Linked DNA regions of Mus musculus: all the other regions are linked to region 3. Evidence: chromatin loops called from intact Hi-C (ENCODE). Cell type or tissue: gastrocnemius. All regions are shown on one strand. Region 1 overlaps Dexi (dexamethasone-induced transcript). Region 2 overlaps Ciita (class II transactivator). Region 3 holds the start of Nubp1 (nucleotide binding protein 1). Region 4 overlaps Dexi (dexamethasone-induced transcript).

What was found. Hi-C counts contacts between places; a loop is a spot of excess contacts. Peaks named below come from ENCODE experiments on the same cell type or tissue, not always from the same donor. Only the 100,000 strongest peaks of a DNase experiment are listed, where the experiment ranks them.
Region 1: it touches region 3 in a loop (4-fold over the local background); 22 of 42 quality-filtered maps call a loop at or near these places.
Region 2: it touches region 3 in a loop (4-fold over the local background); 38 of 42 quality-filtered maps call a loop at or near these places.
Region 4: it touches region 3 in a loop (3-fold over the local background); 5 of 42 quality-filtered maps call a loop at or near these places.

Annotation. Positions count from the first base shown.
Region 1 is chr16:10,532,092-10,534,591 of GRCm38, forward strand. The region is part of intron 1 of Dexi (dexamethasone-induced transcript); the gene reads right to left. Among named protein-coding and RNA genes, the nearest start is that of Dexi, 9.7 kb to the right of the region's middle. In gastrocnemius, no CTCF peak of the experiment used is centred here; a DNase peak (open chromatin) is centred at 1,218; H3K27ac peaks cover 320 bases.
Region 2 is chr16:10,520,244-10,522,743 of GRCm38, forward strand. It overlaps Ciita (class II transactivator), which reads left to right. Exons shown (of 19, transcript NM_001302618.1): 15 at 725-811. Among named protein-coding and RNA genes, the nearest start is that of Dexi, 22 kb to the right of the region's middle. In gastrocnemius, a CTCF peak has its summit at 1,148 (motif pointing left); a DNase peak (open chromatin) is centred at 1,158.
Region 3 is chr16:10,410,936-10,413,435 of GRCm38, forward strand. It overlaps Nubp1 (nucleotide binding protein 1), which reads left to right and starts at 1,003. Exons shown (of 11, transcript NM_011955.2): 1 at 1,003-1,060; 2 at 1,135-1,239. The coding sequence starts at 1,042. In gastrocnemius, no CTCF peak of the experiment used is centred here; DNase peaks (open chromatin) are centred at 989, 1,238 and 1,895; H3K4me3 peaks cover 1,480 bases; H3K27ac peaks cover 1,037 bases.
Region 4 is chr16:10,539,928-10,542,427 of GRCm38, forward strand. Dexi (dexamethasone-induced transcript) reads right to left here. Exons shown (of 2, transcript NM_021428.4): 1 at 2,345-2,500. The coding sequence ends at 2,476. Among named protein-coding and RNA genes, the nearest start is that of Dexi, 1.9 kb to the right of the region's middle. In gastrocnemius, a CTCF peak has its summit at 1,206 (motif pointing left); DNase peaks (open chromatin) are centred at 1,026, 1,663 and 1,963; H3K4me3 peaks cover 2,114 bases; H3K27ac peaks cover 1,969 bases.

The DNA of each region.
Region 1 (2,500 bases), 120 kb after region 3:
ACCCAGGTCCCCCTCCTTTTAGCCCACCTCAGACTCTTCCCTCTCCAAACACCACTGAGCACCCTGAGACGTGAGATGTGCAGTGTGTCCTGCTGCATGACATGCAGGGGTGTGTGTGGGGTGATCATCGGCATCAAAGATTTAGCAGTAGCTCTGGCCCCCAACCAGCAAAAGCTGGCAGCACCTCCAGGCAACCGTGGCTGTTAAAACTGTCCCCACCTATTTCCAAGAGTCACTAAGCAGGCATGACCATTTCCACCAGGAACTGTGCCTCTTCACATTTTACAGGTTGCAAAACAAAGGCTTAGAAAAGCAGGGTGAGTTGCCTGCAGTTGCACAAGTACTGCAGGCAGGGCTGGCACTGCACTGGCAACAAATGGGGACAATCACAATCAGGGTTGCCACTGCACCCGGTGCTCTTGTCGTGCAACATGACTCTTCCTTCTGCCTGCCTTCCCCAGCCCTGAGTACCGTGATCCTGAGACCTCTGTCCGTTTTCCAGAGCATGACTGGCCCCCAGCTATGAGAACAAGAGAGTTAAAGAGTTCCACAGTAAGCTGCTTCCCACCAGTGACTGCCGGGAAGGTAGTGTACCAACGCCCCAGCCCCCTCACTGGTACCTGGGGTGACATCAAAGCACCCCATTCCGGCTCCTGGGGCTTCTGAGCAGGACTGAGCCCCAGATTATAGTGGTAGTCTGCTTAGTGCCCACCTGGTCTATCTTGCTGGCCTCACTTCCCACTCTCCATCCACATGGAGTTTCTGAGATCTCCTCCCAAAGAAACCCAAGGGGTCGTGGATATCTTCACCCTCCTTACCAGCCCGTGAGTTGATGCTGTTATGTCTGTTGGACAGATAAAGACATCAAAGCTCAGAAAGCACAAGTTACTCACTGAAAGGTGCTCAGCTCACAAGTACTGAAAGCTGCCTAGCCATGGTGCCCTGGCCCTGTGTTTCCAGCACTAGGAAGCTAGGGTCAGAGAATAGCAGGTTAGAGGCCAGCCTGGGCTATAGGGTAAGACTGAGTTTGAGGACAAGCTGGACCATCTAGTATGAACCTGTTTCCACAAACAGAACAAGTGCTGTGTACCACCAGTTCCTGTGCCCATTTTGCACGTCAATGTTTTACATGCTGGGCCCCAAGCTAGAAGACAGGGGTCAGGCACTGTGCCAAGTTGTGAGCAACTTTAGCTTGAAGCAACCCTCCCAAAGATGGGACGTGGTGTGAGCACCGCTGGAGATCCACACAGGGCTGGGCTGCACAGGAAAGGCACCCCACGGGGAGAATAGGCATAGCCATCTCCTGTAGTTCTGAGCATGGAGTGGTTGGAGCTATATGCTGAAATTTCTCCCATCGTCTATCAGACTTATCTGCTGAAGGCCAACTGGGAATACACTCTACCATGTCAGGAACCTTCTCTGGTTCCCACTGACAATTCCCCCCACCCCCTACCACCAGACAGGGTCCTCCATCCACCCTTTTGTCCCCTCCTGCCTGCCCAGAGAACCTGTGGGAAGTAGGGGCTGTAGCTACATTGGGGCTTCCAGAAAGGCTTTCTGAGACTCTTGTCCCATCACACCAGAGCCTACTTGTGGCTGCTCTTCCAACGAACCTTGGGGGAGACAGGGAAGTCTTGAAAGCCTTCATGTTCAGAAGCCTGCAGCAGAATAATTTACTGAGATTCCCCCTCCGGGGTGCCTACTGCAGAGATGCCCCAGCCCAGGGTAGGGATGGGGTAGGAATCACCAAGGAGGCCTCATTTCCTGCCAGTCCTCTGACTACACAAGTGGCCCAGCAGCTGCTGGTCTGACTGAGCCTTTTGACCTAGGAGCCCTGTCCCTGTGCCCGCACCTTGACCTAGGTTTCAGTAGGTGCTGCTGATTTCCAACTCATTTGCCAAGTCTGTTAGTGACAGCCAATGATGCCAGGTGCCTGTTTACTCAAGTTCCTCTCCTTTAAAGCTTTTTTTTCCATCTTAAAAGCCGATTTAAGAACTGAAGATATGTTCAGTGGCTAAGAGCATCCACTGCTCTTGCAGGGGACCCAGGTTCTGTTCCCAGCACCCACATGGTGGTTTCGAATTACCTATAACTCCAGTTCTAGGGACTCCAACGGCCTCATCTGACCTCCACGGTCCCCTACATGCACATGGACTCACATAGGATGCATAAAATAAATAATTTTTTTAAAAGTTGATTTAAAGGAAATTATGTAAAAAACAATTCAGGGGCCATCAATGCGGCTTAGCTGATATAGGTACTTGCTGCCAAGCCTGACTTCCTTAGTTTGATCCCAGGATCCACACAGTAGAAGGAAAGAAACCAACTTTTACAAGTTTCTCTCTGATATCTACATGTGTACCATGGCATACCCATGCCCACCCTTGCATACATAAATAAATGTAATAAAAGAAAGAAGGTGAAGGTGGTCGGTGGGGAGCAGAAAGCAGCCTTCTCGGGGCACGGACTTAGTGCTTCTCTTCTAGACAGCCTTCTAGAA
Region 2 (2,500 bases), 110 kb after region 3:
GAACATAGTGATGATAAAGCACTTATCTAGGACACACAAGGCCCTAGGTTCAATTCCCACAACAAAACAAATAAACCATTTTTTAAAAAATCTGTCAACACTCCATCTTATAAACAAGGTTAAGAAGCCTGAAAATACCCAAGGATTCATGTGTACATTTCCTGATGTGTAATGTCTCTATAATTTACAATGGTCCAGGTATACCACAAGATAGATTTCCCTCCCTTCTCCACTCTCCTTCTGACCTTTTTTAAAAAAATATTAATTTGTTTATTTACTTTACATCCTGATCATGGCGCCCCCTCCTCTCAGTCCTCCCTCACACAGCTCCTCCCTCCCTCCCTCCCTCCCTCCCTCCCTCCCTCCCCCTTCCTTCCTTTCTATTCCCGGACACATGAGCATTTATTAAGTACCTACTGTATGTAGAGCTGGAAGATAGCCCTAGGGGAAAAGGCACTATCAAATTAGACAGCAGGTGGAGGAGAGGACCTCTCTCTCTGCTCCCACCTCTCCCCTCCCCTGCCAGCCCACTCTCTCTGTAACAAACCCTTCATATTGGTGAGTGGTTTCTGTAGGTTCATCCTCATTACCCATGACCCTTCCCAGGGCTGGCTATCATGGCTGTGTGGCTACAGTCCCCTGTGAAGCAGCGAGTTTCCAGCCGGTGAGGAAGGGAGAGCCTTCCACTTAGGTCCTGGACCTTCTCCTCCCTGTGTCTCCTTAGCTTGTCCCAAAACAACATCACTGATGTGGGTGCCTGCAAGCTTGCAGAAGCTCTGCCAGCCCTAGCCAAGTCCCTCCTAAGGCTGAGGTGAGTGAGGTACCCCCCACTGAATGGGCTGGGGAGATGGGGGTGGGGTGGGGCTGGGGGGAGGTAGGGGTGAGGGGGGTATAGGACCCCCTTTTGCTGCTCTTTGTGGCACATCACCACAGCCTTGGGGCAAGTCGCTTACTAGTTCCAAGTCTCTATTTCTTCATCTGTAAAATATGAACCATGTCAATGGATCATGTGTCATACTCCAGCGCTATCCCTAGTGAGCAGTAGTAGATGGTTGCCCTTTACCCAAGGAAGAGCCCACTGGAAAGCCCTGCAGTGCTGGCTTCTGGGCTGTCCACCACTATTCCAGCTAGTTCTCACACTGCCACCTTCTGGAAGACCTTGGTGTAGCAGCTCCAACTTCTAAATTCCTTTCAGCAAGTCTTTGGTACTAAGGGGCCTGAGAGGGAACTGAATTTGGCCCAGAGCCCCAGCCATTCAGCTCAGCAGTAGCAGCTCTTGGCTAGCCATATAGGAAAGGATTTCCTTCCCCAAGTCTAGGAGAGGTGTCTGCTATGCACCTCTACTGAGGCAGCCACTCCTACAGCCTTCCAAGCAGGTCCTCTTTGTGCCCTGCAAAATTCATAATGTGTGTACTCGTTACCTAAACTAGGTTGTGCTAAGTGTATAGGATTCCCTAACATGGGTGTCTTGGGGGTCGGGGGTTGGAGGTCAGGAAAGTCTAGGTCATACGGGCAGGTGCCTGTGGGCCAGGAAGGCATACTAACTACTATTGTTGCTGAGACCAGATACCAAACAAAGACAACCTAAGGAAGGGAGGAAGGAAGGAAGGAAGGAAGGAAGGAAGGAAGGAGGGAGGGAGGGAGGGAGGGAGGGAGGGAGGGAGGGAGGGAGGGAGGGAGGGAGGGAGGGAGGGAGGGGTTCTTTGGGTTCACAGTGTGAGGTGCAGCCCATGATGGTGGGAGGGCATGTGGCAGGAATGTGAAGGCGACCGGTCCCATTGCATCTGCAGCCGGGAAGCAGAGAGTACTGAGTGCTGTGCTCAGCCTGCTTTTCCCTTTTACATTTTAAAAAAATACTGTGTGTGTATGTGTGTGTGTACATGTGTGTGTATGTATGTGTGTGTGTGTTGTCTGCATATACACCTATATGGCAAACACACACACGGTACCTGCAGTGACCAGACGATGATAGTAGGTCTTACTGGACTTAAATGGCTTACTGCTATTTCATAATATTGAATACATTCATTCCAACTACAAAGTCCCCAGAGTTTCCAGGTTTTCTTCTTCCTGTGGCCAACCCAACTCACCTTCTGTGGTAGCTCATTTGGCCCTGAGCAGTTTCTGTGTCACACTGTGAGACCTGAATGATGCATAGCCCACAGCATAAACCAAGAGCCTACCTGCTCTCCCTACAGTGACCCCCTCCTACCAGTTCTACAAATGAGCAGCCGTGTGGGTAGGAAGTAGACTGGATAGGAAGAGGCACGTCTTTGAACCTGGGAAGCTCCTCCCCTTATAATTTCCATGCTTTGGGCTGAGAAAGACCTCTCTCCCTCTCCCTCTCCCCCTCCCCTCCCTCTCCCCCTCCCCTCCCTCTCCTTTTCCTTCTCTCCCCTCCCCCAGTCTTTCCCCTCTTTCCCCCTTCTTTCTTTCCTCTCTTCTCTCTTTCCTACCCCCTCTCTCTTTCCCTCTCCTTTTCCCCTCTCCCCTCCCTTCT
Region 3 (2,500 bases):
TCACAGACACATACAGGAGAAATGGTAGCAGCAAGGACAGTGGGGACCTGCAGAAGTGAGAGAAAGCTAGGGAAAGCTCCCAGTGGGGGCACAGGAGTGGGTTTGAAGAGGTTTCACTGAACAGATCTGAGGGGAAGCAACAAAACACAAAACAAAGTATTTTTCTAAATAGCACAGCAATTTTAAGAGGGCGGGGGTGTCAGCCCAGGAATGCTGGTGGTGCACATTGTAATCCCAGCAACTGAAAGACGGAGGCAGGAGGATCAAATGAGAACTTACACTGCTGGCGATTGAATTTATGGCTTTTCACTTGCTGGACAGGTACTCTACCACTGAGCTACACCCCTTTATAAAGTCTCCCCTCTTAGCCAAACATGGCAAGAAAATCATTAATTCAAGATCAGCTTGAGCAGAAGAGAGGAGAGGAGAACAGAGAAGAAATAGAGAGGGACGGACAAAGTGTTTTGTTGGATCTGTATTGTTTCAGTGCTGGGGACTAAATATAGGACCTCATGCATGATAGATCAAGCACTCTACCAATTGAGCCACAATCCCAGCCTGTAACAGAATCTAGGGTAGGGCAGATTATTTGAAACTGAGTAAATATTGACATTGATTGTACTTTTATTAGTAGTACTGCATCAACACTGAGGCCACGGAGAATAACGTTCGTTGGCGACAAAAACCATACTTAAAAAAACAAAACAACAACAAAAACAAAAACAGAATCAAAAACCTGCATTATGTGTAAGAGTCCATCCTCGCTTTCCCTATGAGTTCTGGGATTTGGATACAGGCTGGCTCAACAGAATCTTTAATCGTTAGAGCCACTTCATTTGCTCAGGTATCATATATTTCTGAGTCTCGCCCTGTTTTAGCGGGAAGAGGCATAGGAATCCCACCCACTGCACACACGGTTTTGCGCGTGCGCAGTCCTGGTCTGGCGAGACAGTTCCCGCGGCCGGGGGGTCAGATTGGACCTGCGAGGCGGAAACACGCCCCTGAGGTTCCGGCGAGCGCAGCCCGGGCAAGAGCGGCAGCATGGAGGAGGCGCCCCACGGTGAGCTATCGCAGGACGTGTGGGTGGTCCCGCTGGGACCGAACCACTCTGACTGTGCCTTCGTCTTCCCGCAGGCTGCCCCGGGGCCGACAGCGCCCAGGCCGGCCGAGGAGCCTCGTGCCAGGGATGCCCCAACCAGAGGCTGTGCGCATCCGGAGCCGGCGCTGCTCCGGATCCCGGTGAGGAAGCGGCGGGCAGATCAGGAAGTGGAAGGGGCGGGACTTGAGGGTGAATGGCAGCGGCTAGTGGGCAGTATTCTAATTGGTTGGGGGGAGGGCGTAGAAGGCGGAGCTTGAGCGAGAGGGAGGTTTTAAAAATCAAATAGCGGAAAAACAGTGATGGAAATGGAGGTTTAGTCTGATCTGCGGTAGACAGGGAACCGAAGGGGGCATTAAAATAAGCTTGGCGGCACAGGCTTGTTCCCCCGGAACTTGAGGGGCAGAAGCAGGAGGATGGCTACAAGTTAAAAGCCAGCCTGGACTACAGGATGAGACCCTGTATGAGTGAATGAATGAATCAGTGAATGAATGAATGAATGAACGAACGAACATTAGGTCGAGTGTGTTGGCACATGTTTGTAATCTCAGCATTTAAGAGGCTAACCCCGGGCTTAGATGAGACCCTGTCTTTATTAAAAAAAAAAAAAAAATCAGTAAATAGGACCTCAAAGAAGGATAGAATAGATAAAAGTGATGTCGGGCAGGTACAGGGCTTAAGTAATAACCGCTACCTCAGTATCCACAAGGCCAAGCACAGAGAGGAGAATGGAAAAATACTGAGATCTTTCAGGCCTGAGTCCTGGCACATGTCCATCACAGGTCACAGAGGCTCTGCTCTCTCTGTGGCAGAGAGAAGGACCCTCCTGTTAAGGAGTCTATCTTTCAGCAGACATGAATGTTCATTATCTCAGTGGAGAGACAGATGGGGGACTGAGAGCAAAGTGGGGAGGAAGCAGGAGCAGGCACGTTAAACTCACCAGGGATCAGCACTGTGAGGGGCCATCTCCAGGGCGAGGAGGACTGAAAGCCTAGCTGGAAGGAAGGCTTTTCAGAGAGAGGCTGGGTTTGGTTGTTGAGTCTCCTGAAAACTGATCTTGAGCAAGAATGCCCTCATGGTGAAGACCAGTCTCCCCACAGTGTAGTCTGTAAAGATTTGAAACAAGACGTGACATTGGAAACCCAGTACGTTGCTGGGATGGTTGCTTCTGAGAGCCTGTGAGTTTCCCATCTGCAGCCCTGGGGACATTGGAGTTGATCATCCCTTGTACTGGGCCTAACCTGTGCTTAAGACACTTAGCATCCATCATCCGAGATGCCAGTAGTAGTCCCTCCTGTGGCATCCAGAGAATTTCTGCAGATGTTAGCAGATGCCTCCTGGGTTCTGTTGAGGAGCTGGGCTTTGAACACCCCACTCTCTCCTCGGAGGGCATGTGCTACTGCA
Region 4 (2,500 bases), 130 kb after region 3:
CTCACACAGCAGTTGTTGTACAGCATGTCAAAGCATTTGGGCTCTGGTTTTGAGCTTAGAATATGCCAATGTTTTCAGTTGGAAGCAGGAATGTTTCTGCTGATATGGTAAGAAGATAAAATAAGACATTTTCACCAAGTTATACTGCCTGAGAGTCTACTTGGCTCAAAGACAGAAATGTAACATGGGATCACAGGGGCCGAACCTAGACGCTGTGAGAAGAAGGAGGGACAGTGCTTGTTGTATGACTACGTGAGAACATTCAGAAGGCTTAGAAGCAGGACTGGTCTGTGGTCTCTACACAGGTTCTGAATGGGTCCCAGGGATTCTATCTCTGTTAGGTGTTCCCAGTGTGGCCTTGTCCAGTCACCTGTCACCTCTGGCTAGACAACTAACAACATCCTCACTGGCCTCCCTCCTCCTACCCTTTTATTTAGCCCATTCTGTTCACGGCTGCCAGTCATCTGACAGAACATGAGCTGGACTGTGTCATGCCCTGCCTGGGACCATCACTGGATGCTAACTGCTTTTGGCTATGTCATCTATGGTCCGCCACTGACCTCTTTTCCAAGTCCTATCTCCAGCCTCCCTTCGGCTGCTGAATGAGCCATGCCTTTCCCAGCCCGAGGTATGGGTACTGACAAATCCCTCAACCCAGACTGCTTTGCTCCAGAGGTATCTGTCTGGCTCCTTCTATCAATTCTGGCCTCAGCTCATATCTGCCATCCCTTCAGAGAGACCTTCTCCCACTCTCTAGTTAGAGCAGCCTGTGCCTATTCTCCTCTCATGGTCATTTCGTACAGACCATCTGCCAGAGGCCGGTTGCTGGACAAACAGTAGCGAACGCATCAATACAGCCTCTAAACTTCCCATTCCTCACTAGGTTTCTAGGTACCCACGTGTGTTCCTCCTGGAAGGCCTGCATGCCAGGTTCCATCTGCCTTTGCTCACCGAGAACTCAACAAATAGGTATCTGTTCAATGAAAGAGTGGATGTCGGGCTGGCAGGAACGTGAAGAGCTGGTGCATGCCCTGCCTCGAACTTGGCACCTGTGTGGATACCACTAGACTTACTAAAGACTCCTTCAAAGATATCACGCCTTGTTCCCAAGAATTTCCCTCTTACCATGCATTATTTCCACAACAGACAGACGATGTGTCCCCAATTCCACTGTTGAAAGCCTGTTCCTGCAGTGATGGTGTTAGGGGTGATTAGGTCACAAGGGTGGAGCCCTCTAGTGGGATTAGTGCCCTTTAGAAAACTATGAGGATGAAATGCTTGTTGTTTGAGCCATGGTTTTCTGGCACAGTACCCCAATCTAAGACACCCACTTATGGCAATGTTGGCAATCAGGTAACACGGGAGAGGAGGCGTGAATGCTTCCTTGGGGTGACATCAGTATCTGTTATCTAAAAGGAGCCCCCACCCACCAGCTCCACGTGCCTCCTCATTGCCACTTGGGCTCTATGACCTGCCAAACCCCAGCATTCCCCAGCTATAGGGCTAGGCCCGCCCCGTGACACCTCAACGGACCCAACAGCTTGCCTGGCACAAACGTTCTCTCATACAGGCCAGCTGTTCCCTTTCCCTTGTTGGGAGACTTCAGCCAGTCTTGGATTCACTTTATCTTTTCTAACATATAACAAAACTTCTTGGCAGAAGCCCAAAGGCACGTCTTCAGTACGACCACCCCGTGGTTCCTTCTGCTGACCCTAGGGTGCTGAGAGGCCTTGCAAATACTGCAGACAAAGCCAGCACCAGCTCAGAACTGCCTACCTGTCCCAGAGCGGCAGCCTAAGAAACTGACAGCCTCTGCGGTTCTGAGCTGCAGTACCAACAACCCAGGATCTCTGAAACCTGACTCCAAATACAGCAGCAGAAACACTGCCAAAAGGAAGTGCGGCAGTGTTGTTTGCTGAAGGTTTCCATTCTCCCAGGCTTGGCCTGAAGCCCCTCAGTTTAACTGGTCCCTCAAGAGGCCGCAGAACAAAAGTGACCAGTGCCTCTTTTGACACCAGTCTATGCTTTCAGGACAAGTAAGCATCCCCCCAAACCCCAAGGTCACCAACAAGACAGGCTAAGACTTGGGGGAGGAGCTGACAGCTCCACCTCAAAAGGTTTTGGGTACAAAGCTTTTACCCAAGCCATGGGGTAAACTGCATGATTACTCCAAATGTTCATTTCTTTGGGGGAAATCTCTTCAAACACTACTATTCCTAGCATCTGAGTTAGATCCAGAGGAGGTGGCCAGAGAAATCAGAGGCTTAGAGGAAGGAGGTTAGTCTGCCCTGAGGACACTACCTTCTCTCTCCCCGAAATACACCCCCATCTCAAGGGCACTTACGGGCCTCTTCCTGGGGTCCCATCCCTGTCCAGATGGTGCCCCCAACCAGTGGCAGCGGCATGGTACGGGCGGCTGGTCCAGGCCAAGAGTTGCGGATGGTGGAAGGCAAGTGGGGAACAGTAATCACGACATTATTCCAAATATCCATCGAAGACG